2 separate regions of the Homo sapiens genome follow, and region 2 is linked to region 1. Evidence: chromatin loops called from intact Hi-C (ENCODE). Cell type or tissue: Panc1. All regions are shown on one strand. Links, peaks and the distances in the headings refer to the core of each region. The heading gives the core; the rest is flanking DNA. Region 1 overlaps SLC6A6 (solute carrier family 6 member 6). Region 2 overlaps SLC6A6 (solute carrier family 6 member 6).

Region 1 (4,386 bases), core at 64-4,063:
GCCAGCTCAGTAAATGAAATACCCCCACCCAGGACTTGCCCCGGAGGGTGCAGAGGAGCCGGCTGAGCCGATTCAGCATTCTGAGAAGGGAAGGAACTCATATTTATTGAGCATCCACGGTGCTTTATCCCCCTTCCTGTCTCAGAGATGAGTTCATCAGAAAAATGGGTGGCCCCAGCCCACACTCAGCTAGGAAAGGGTGGAAGGAGCGCTGGACCCAGAGTCCACCGGATGCCTCAGCCCATCCTCGTCCCACTGACCGCACGGCAAACGTTCATGAGTGCCTACTGTGTGCCAGGCACAGGGCCAGGGCCAAGAGGGCAGGGAGGAATACACAGCACCTGTGCTCAAGGAGGGAGGGGAGATCCCTATCAGGAGGAGGTTAGTGAACAGTCTAAGATGGTTTATGCCAAGGCAGGCCAAGGATCCAGTCTGGGAACGCCGCCTCAGGTCTGAGGGAGAGCAGCCCCAGGCTGTGGAGTGTGGGGACTTTGGGGTTGTGGGATCATCCAGTTAACCTTCTCTGCCCACCCACTTTATGGATGAGGACGCTGAGGCCCAAAGGAGGCACTTATCAACACAGGAAGATAAAGCCATCAAAAGAGCCATTGTTGGCCAGGCACACTGGCTCACGTCTGTAATCCCAGCACTTTGGGAGGCCCAGGCGGGCGGATCACGAGGTCAGGAGTTCGAGACCAGCCTGGCCAATATGGTGAAACCCCATTTCTACTAAAAATACAAAAATTAGTCAGGTGCAGTGGTGGGCACCTGTAATCCCAGCTGCTTGGGAGGCTGAGGCAGGAGAATCACTTGGGCAGAGGTTGCAGTGAGCCAACATCTCGCTACTGCCCTCCATCCTATGCGACAGAGTGAGACTCCATCTCAAAAAAAAAAAAAAAAAAAAAGCCATTGTTCACAGATGTGGCTCCCTGTGCTCCCCCCTCCCAGCCGCACCCATCATTCATTGCTTGTGTGAACCCCCCCTTGACAGGGAGGGATTTAAGGAAAGGGTTAATGCCTCCACCTCAAACCTTCGGTGATATTGTTCATGACTCTCACATCCTGGTTTTGTCACAAGTCACTGGAAAGTGGGTGGGAGGGCAAAACTGTATCAATTGCAAAGACTCCTTACAGTTTGGCTGCTCAGGAGACACCCCCAGAGCCCAGGATGGGGTTCCTGGAAAGCTCAAGAAGGAGCGTGGTGAGCAGCTCTGGCCACTGCATGGAATAGAACGTGGAAGGTAGGGAGAGGGCTGGTGGTCTCCAGGAGAAGGGTTGGGCTGGCAATGGAAGGCTTCCTCCCTCAGCAGGTATCTGAGCAGGCCTAGGCTGGAAGGCAGAGGGCTGAGCCCTCAGGGTTCTGCTCACATCGGGTCCTTGCCGACCCAGAGGCTCAGGACCACTTCTCTGCGTGGTCCCTCCTCATGCTGGGGTGCCCTGAGAGGCTCTTCCTTTCCAGGACTTTTCTTTGCACATAAATGCCAAGTGACTCACTGTCATGTTCCAGTGGAAAGTCCTTAACCCAAGGCTGCCAGTTGCTTGGTTGGAGGTGGAGGAGTGTGGTTGGCCAGCGATTTCAGCAGAGTCATGCTTACTGAGTGAAGGGTGCCGGAAGGGGGAGGTCCTAAGGGACATCCTCTCTTGCCCCAAGGCTAGTCAGCACCATGAGGGAAGACTCAGGTCATGATTTCAAGGACATTCATTCCTTCAGAGATGACACCTGGTGTTTCCTCTGCAGGTGGACATCACACCAGCCCAAGACAACAGCCTCCTCACTAGCCTCTGTGCCTCCTGGATACCTCTCTGTACCATCTGGGGACCAGCTCTCTGCATGTCACTCTCTTGCTCAAAAGCCTTCAGTGGTGGCTCCCTAGTGCTTTGTGAAATCAAGTCCAACCTCCTTAGCCTGGCATTGGAGGCCCTTCACGATCTGGCTCTTGGCCAGCGTTCACGCTCACCTACCACAACTTCTTTCCTTGTTTGTAGTCTGGCTGGTTTCTGCTCCTAGCTAGACCAAGCGTCCAGCTCTCTCAGCCCTGCCCATGCTGGTCCCTCAGCCCGCAAGGCCCTTCCTCCCATCACTCCTTATTCCCACTCTTAAGGGGCGAGCTTGGAGCTGCCTGCTCTGGGAAGCATTCCTTGAGCCTCTTAACAGTGCCTGGCACGTAGTAAGCACTCAAAAAAGATGACGTGAGTTAAAGTGGACTTCAGCTCGCCCTGCTCTGAGCCTTGTGGTCCTTTCCTCTGGCCTGAGCTCGGACCTTTATGGTCTTACCTTATACCCATGCACTTGACTGGGGACACATCAAGGGGAGGGATGGATGCTCCAGCATCCAGCCTAGGGGTGTGGCACACAGTTGTTGCTCAACATACAAATCAAGAGAGCCTAATTCCTTCTACTCTGAAATGGGAACCTATGGTTTGAACATCTGAGTGGCTCCAGGCTTGGAAATTATATTCACCTGTCACCATCCATCAATCCATCCATCCATCTCACAAATATTCACTTGTTCCAGGCCCTGTCCTAGGCCCTGGGGATGTGGCTGGTGAACAAGACAGACCAAACTGTACCCTCATGGAGCTGTCTGTCTGGCAGGGCTATGGACGTCAGACAAAAGATTACACATGCATGGCTAATGCCCTTTTAAAATCAAAGGCCCTGCATCAGGCACTGCAACACCAGGCTTAGAATACCCCTGTCCTCTGGCTTGCTCTGTGACCTAAGTGAGTCCTTTCTCCTCCCTGGCCCTGTAAGGGGTGGCCCAGATAGGTTTTGTGTTTAAGGGAAATACCTTCTGAATAAAGGGAGGAAAGACCATTCTATCCATTGTGGAAGCGCGTGCCACCACACGGGGTGCTGTTCCTGCGGGACTCCTTTAAGGATGCAGTCATCCTCTTGGTGGTTTTTCAAGATGTCCTAGCCCTGGCTCTGAAAGGAGGTGTCCCGATTTGGGGACAGGAGTTCCAGAGTTACTCTGAGCAGAGCTGTAGCAACAGGCTTTTAGTAAAGAACGTTGCCTCGAGGAACAATAATGTGGATTCCTCTTCTGCCACTGGTAGAATATCAATTAGAACAGACTTTTAAAAAAAGAAAAGCAAAAACTCGTCCAGGTGTGGTGGCTCACGCCTGTAATCCCAGTATTTTGGGAGACTGAGGCAGGTGGATTGCTTGAGCTCAGGAGTTCGAGACCAGCCTGGGCAACATGGCAAAACCCCATCTCTAAAAAAATGCAAAAATTCGCCGGGTGTGGTGGCACGCACCTGTAGTCCCAGCTATTTGGGAGGATGAGCCTGGTAGGCAGAGATTGTACTGAGCTGAGATCGTGCCACCGCACTCCAGCCTGGGTGACAACAGTGAGACAGCAGGCCTAAGTGGGGCCTGGGGCCCTGAATTTCTAACCAAATCCCAGGCACTGTGGACGGTGCTGGTCTGGGGACCACTCTTTGAGTCAAGGAGATAAATAGTGCAGTTGTGAGCCTCCTATACATTAAAAGCCAGATCCTGTGCTTCGTCAACTCCTCTTCTTAATCCTCACCAAAGACACCACTATTCCCATTTTGCACATGAAGACCCGAGGCCCTGCTGAGGGCAGGTAACTTGCCCAAGGTCACACAGCTGGGAGCCTGCCGGCATTCGTGCTGGGCCAGCGCCACCTTGGAAAGGTTGCTGTTGGGGAAGCCTTTCACTACTGAACAGTGTCCTCGCTCCAAAAGCCACAGGAGGCTTTTCAAGGCAGCCAAGTCGGATGTAAATCAGGGGAGAGCCCAGGGCTAGCCAGGCTGCTGACAGCAGGGCGGCCTGGGTCACTGTGTCCGGACAAGGCCCACAGCGGGATTTGGGGCTGGCATGATGCCTGGGAGTGGGGGAGCCACTGGGGATGCTCTGGGCGCCTGGAAAACCAGCCTGGAGCCTGCTGGAGCCCAAGGAAGCACCTTAGCCTCTGACAGCCTCCCCCATTATTTAAATACATTCCAGGGAACACAGCTGGCTGGAAGGGGCAGTGATGGGACCACAGGAGCTGGGACCTGCTGCTTCCGTTGTTTAAAGGCTGGTTCATCCCTGCAGCCACGCAGGCATTCTCCGTAATCGCCGTCTGCTTTGAGGACAGAGAGGTCGTGGTCTTCTGCTGGCTGGGGCTTTATTTTTGCACTGAGCACCTGTCCTCAGCAAACTGGGAAAAGTAGAACACGTAGTGACTCTGAGTCCTCAAAATGCTGTCCCTGGCCCAGCAGTATGGGCATCACGTGGGAGCCTGCAGAATGCAGAACCTCAGGCCCCACCCCAGACCTTCTCATTTAGACCTTGGGGGCAGGGCTCCGCATTCTGGGTTTTCAAGAGCCCTCCAGGCAATTCTGCTTTGTATTTAACTTTGGGAAGGGCTGATG
Region 2 (4,386 bases), core at 289-4,288, 44 kb after region 1:
CTTTATTAGAATCAAAGAAATGAGTCATATTTGCAAACAAGGCCTGCTCAGCCAATCTTCCCCTGCAGCTGTCGGAAAGAGGAGGCGGTGGAGAAAGGCTGCACGGCCCCGTGCTCTGGGCGGACGGGCCCTTTTATAATTGTTGCCTCTGCTAGTCTCCAGGGGAGAGCCATGGCCAATAAATGGCTGGCGTGCAGTCAAAAGGAAACGATTTGGCCCGCTAGGAGGACGTATTTACATCTCTGAGTGCCGGCTGGACGGCAGCAGGGCGGCCGACTCAAAACAGACGTCCAGGCAGTTCTTTTTTGGATCCCACCCTGGAGTGAATCATTACTATTCTTGGACAAGAATGCAGCTTACCTCGGAGTCTCCTCCCTCTGTATGAGACAGACGAGGAAGCTGGGGATGATGGGGCCCTTGCCAAGGCCAGCACCATGCCCGGCACATGAGGTGGCTGGCCCCAGGGTGGCATCAGTAAAAAGGAACCAGGTCCATGGCTGATTTCTATCTGAGTGATTTCAGGTGCATTCCTGAACTTGTCTCAGCCTCAGTTTCCCCATCAACCAAATGGGTATAATTAATTTACTCAATTAATGTCAGCTGAGCACCTATTAGGTACCAGGCACTGTTCAGTGATCAAGACAGACATAGACCCTGCCTTCTTGGGACTGACATTTTAGTGGGACAGGCAGACATTAAATAGATAGCACATGTACAATTATAATATAAAAGCAATAAGTGATGAGAAATAGGCTCAGGGCAGGGGAAGGACAGTGACCAGGGATGTTTTTTACAGAGGGTGGCCAGGAACAGCTGCCCTGGGGATGTGGCCTTTGAGCAGAGACCTGAAGGAAAGGAGCGAGGGAGTTTTGGAACAAGTGGCTGAGGGAAGCAGTTAGGTCCAAGGCCTTAAGGCAGGATCGCGTTCGACCTGTTCAGGGAATGGCCCAGATAGCAGCTAGGGTGGCTGAAGGAGGAGGAAGTGATGCTGCAGTCTGGGGGATGAGGGTAGGGCTTGGGCGCCCGCACCCGCAGCCTGCCCAGAACACTTCCCCTTTACACCCGTTCACCTGTGTGTTTACTAATTGGCACCCCCTCGCTCTTAAAAGTGAGTCTGAATGGCAGGGTCAGAAGGGCCGTGTTGGCCGGGGAGCGGGAGCCCTGGGAGGACGTGGAGCAGAGGAGGGATGTGGCCTGACATAGGTATTGATAGATTCCCTCTGACTTGTTGGGGCAGGAGTAGAGGGAGGAAGACCAACGAAGAGGCTGCTGGAAATCATCCTGGGGGCGTCAGGGGCCTGGACAGGGGCAGAGACTGTGCTGGGAGAGCTGTGTTAACACTGTGGGGAGCCTGTGCAGCTTCCTCCTGGGGTACTTAGGAGGCACAGGTGAGTGGCAGGGCGCCATGGCGTTCCCTCGGCACGACACTCTACAGTTTACTGAGCACGCCCTCACTGCTGGGTAGGGATTGGCTGGGATCCTGATCGGCTGCTTTCTGGCTGGGAAGACCCTGGAAGTCAGACACGGAAGGGACTGTGGAGGGGCCTGCCTGAGATTCAGCCTGCATGGCTGCCCGAGATGTCTTTGGAAAGAATGTCGGTTGCTCTGGCCCTGAGCCTGTGTCAGGCTGTGTTGTGACAAATCCTGATTGATGAGATACATTGGTTTCAGCCCTAGTATGTTCACGTGGCCCGTTATAAAGCTTTTCAAGAATTTAAAATAACTTTTATAAAGGTGATATGTGCACATTAAAAACATTGAAATAGTGCAAAAATACTTTGCAAAGTGCATCCCCCTCCCCCACACAGGCAGCAACTGCCACCAGCTTCTTGTGTGTCCTGCCAAAAATAGTGTGTGTGTATTCAAGTACAAATGTGTCTCTGTCTCCCTCCCTCTTTACACGGTAGGGAGCATGTCTCATGCACTGTTCTTCACCTTGCTTCTTTCCTGCATTTTGTCTCCAGGACCGAGCTCCTTAGTAGGACACAGAACTTTCCTGTTTTACACCGCTGCATTGTATTCCAGTGTGTGCCTGCTCCACAGTTTACAAGCTCCTCTTGATGGACATTTGAGTCATTTCCAATCTTTCACTCTACAGACAGCACTGCTTGAGGGGGGTACTATGTCTCTGGCCACCCATGCAGATGTAACTATAGGAGGTAATCCTAGGAATGGAATTGCCTGATCAAAGCAAACGTCCCTGGATGGCACCATGAGGTCCTACAAAGGGACTACCACCAGCAATGGAGAAGGAGGCGGAGGACTCATTTTCTTTGTTGTAGACTCCATAGCTGGTCAGCTGCCCCGAACAAGTCAGTGTGGCAGCCTCCCATCAGTATTGGGCACCACTGGTTTGACCAGCATGGTGGTAGGAGAAGGGCAGATGCTGTTAGATGAGCTGGCTGCAGGCTGGGTATGGTCAGAATCAGGGCTCTGGAGTATTAAGCTTCTCAGCCAGCTTGCCCTGAAGAATCAAAGGAAAGGCTGTCTTGTGACTGGGCATCTTATCAGCATATAAAGCCCTTGTCCTTGGGATGTCCAGGGTCTGGTGGGCAACACAGACATTTCCCCAGCGTGGGACAGGACAGCGGAAGACAGACAGGGGCTCTACAGTGAGTCTTCCAGAACCTCAGGGAGGCTTCCTTTGAGACGGAGGATAGTGCACCTGGTGGGCCTGGGAGATGGTGGAAAGGTGCTCTTCCTCCTCTCCTGGTGCTGCCCATTCACAAGGAAGTCTTGGGCCACTGCCCAGCCTGCCCTGGCTTTCACTGAAGGTGCTGAGCCCTGCAGAATGAGGAAAGGCTTTTTGTTTTAAAGCCGTGGCAGGCGCCAGATCCACATGCTTGGCAGGGCCCCAGCTGGGATGTGGTTGGCCGCCAGCCTGCCCTATAGGGATGCCCCCTGCCCCAAGGTGCCAGGTGATCCCAGCATATAGCAGAGGACTGAAGAGATTGTTAAATCAGCATATAGCAGAGGACTGAAGAGATTGTTAAAATTTAGGCTCTGTTTTCTCTTAAAACCAGACCAACAGTGTAGTGGAGTAGAGAGAGCACTGGTTTTGGAGTCAGACAGGTGTGGGCTTGGGGTGGCAGCTCTGTGTCACCTGCTGGCTCTGTGACCATGGGCAAGTGGACCCACCAAGCCTTCATTTTCCCTATCTGTAAAATGGGGTGAATGGCCTCTACTCCTGGGATCAGATGAGATAAACTGAAAAGGCCTTGGAAAGCAGGTGGTTGCTGGTAGCTTTTATTTCGTCCATCAGCATTATCATGTTGACATCCCTGGTGCCAGGGGGAGCCCACTGATGTCGCTGTGACCAGCAAGAAGAGGGCAAAGAAAAGCTGTCCTGTCTTATGGCTGTTAGTGGGAGTATTTCACGGATCGGTCCTACAGTGACATGTGAACTTGCTGTCCTCCCAGTTGAGTCCATTCATTCACTCATTCACTCAACAGGTCTTTATTGAGGTCCTCCAATGGGCCAGATGCTGTTCTAGGTGCTGGGAACACAGCAGTAAACTAAAGAAAGGCCTTGCTTGAATACCAGTTGAGAAGGGAATCTTGGATTTATTCAAAGTCCTTATGTTGAAGCTTCTCTAAAAAAAATAAAATAAAAATGATAAAGGGTCTAGCCTGGTGTGTGTTCCGAGAACCAGAGCCCTGACTGTGGGGGTAATCCCACGGACTGGCTGAAAGCTTGGGATGTTCCAGAATGCTTCCCCAAGAGCATCCTGGGCAGGAGCTGTTATTCTCATTTTACAAAAGGGGAAACTGAGGCACAGAGTCACACTTCACTCCCTGCCCCTCCTGCATGGGAGTGTGACCTTCAGACAGGGAGCTGACTCCCATTAGAAGGAAACTCAGCTTCTTCCAGGGGTTCGCAAACACCCTGGAGCATGCAGACCCTGTCTCTTGTGGCCAGCAGCCTGTGGTGGACAGGTAACCTGGGAGGCCCAGTGGGCAGGGCCGATGTCTCTGTTCTCAGCGTGGCTGTCCTCGATCACTGTTGCAGCAGTCAGAGCTCTGGGACCATGGGTGCCACTTCTGGGCATCAAGTTTCATGGCCTGGGCTGTCAGTACCCTGCATCGCCCTGGCCTGCTTTCAGATGCTGTCATCCATAAGAATGTCTGGGAGTAGGTACTTGTGTGCTTGTTTAGCAGGGCAGCAGGAATCAGCTCGGATTGGTGGGAGGCTTAAGTCTGGACTCCAAAGACCCACGCTCTGCCGTGTCATCCTGGGCAGGGTTGGTGACTGTCCCGTGCCAATTATCCTTAAAACCGTTTACCTGCCTCTCTCTGAGACCCTCAAAACCCTGGCAGGGCAGGGGAGGAAACCAGCATTGCTTAGGTGCCGGCTGTGTGCCTGAAACTTCCCTGGGCATCTGAACA

Evidence for each region. Peaks named below come from ENCODE experiments on the same cell type or tissue, not always from the same donor. Only the 100,000 strongest peaks of a DNase experiment are listed, where the experiment ranks them.
Region 2: a loop joins it to region 1, with 2.3 times the contacts of the local background. A loop is called at or near these places in 84 of 110 quality-filtered maps.

Annotation. Positions count from the first base shown.
Region 1 is chr3:14,409,293-14,413,678 of GRCh38, forward strand. All of the region lies in intron 1 of SLC6A6 (solute carrier family 6 member 6), which reads left to right. Among named protein-coding and RNA genes, the nearest start is that of SLC6A6, 8.9 kb to the left of the region's middle. RefSeq lists enhancers at 1,020-2,219, 1,668-1,857. In Panc1, for the core only: no CTCF peak of the experiment used is centred there; a DNase peak (open chromatin) is centred at 1,609; H3K27ac peaks cover 1,115 bases.
Region 2 is chr3:14,452,968-14,457,353 of GRCh38, forward strand. The region is part of intron 5 of SLC6A6 (solute carrier family 6 member 6); the gene reads left to right. Among named protein-coding and RNA genes, the nearest start is that of SLC6A6, 53 kb to the left of the region's middle. In Panc1, for the core only: no CTCF peak of the experiment used is centred there; no DNase peak of the experiment used is centred there; H3K27ac peaks cover 2,510 bases.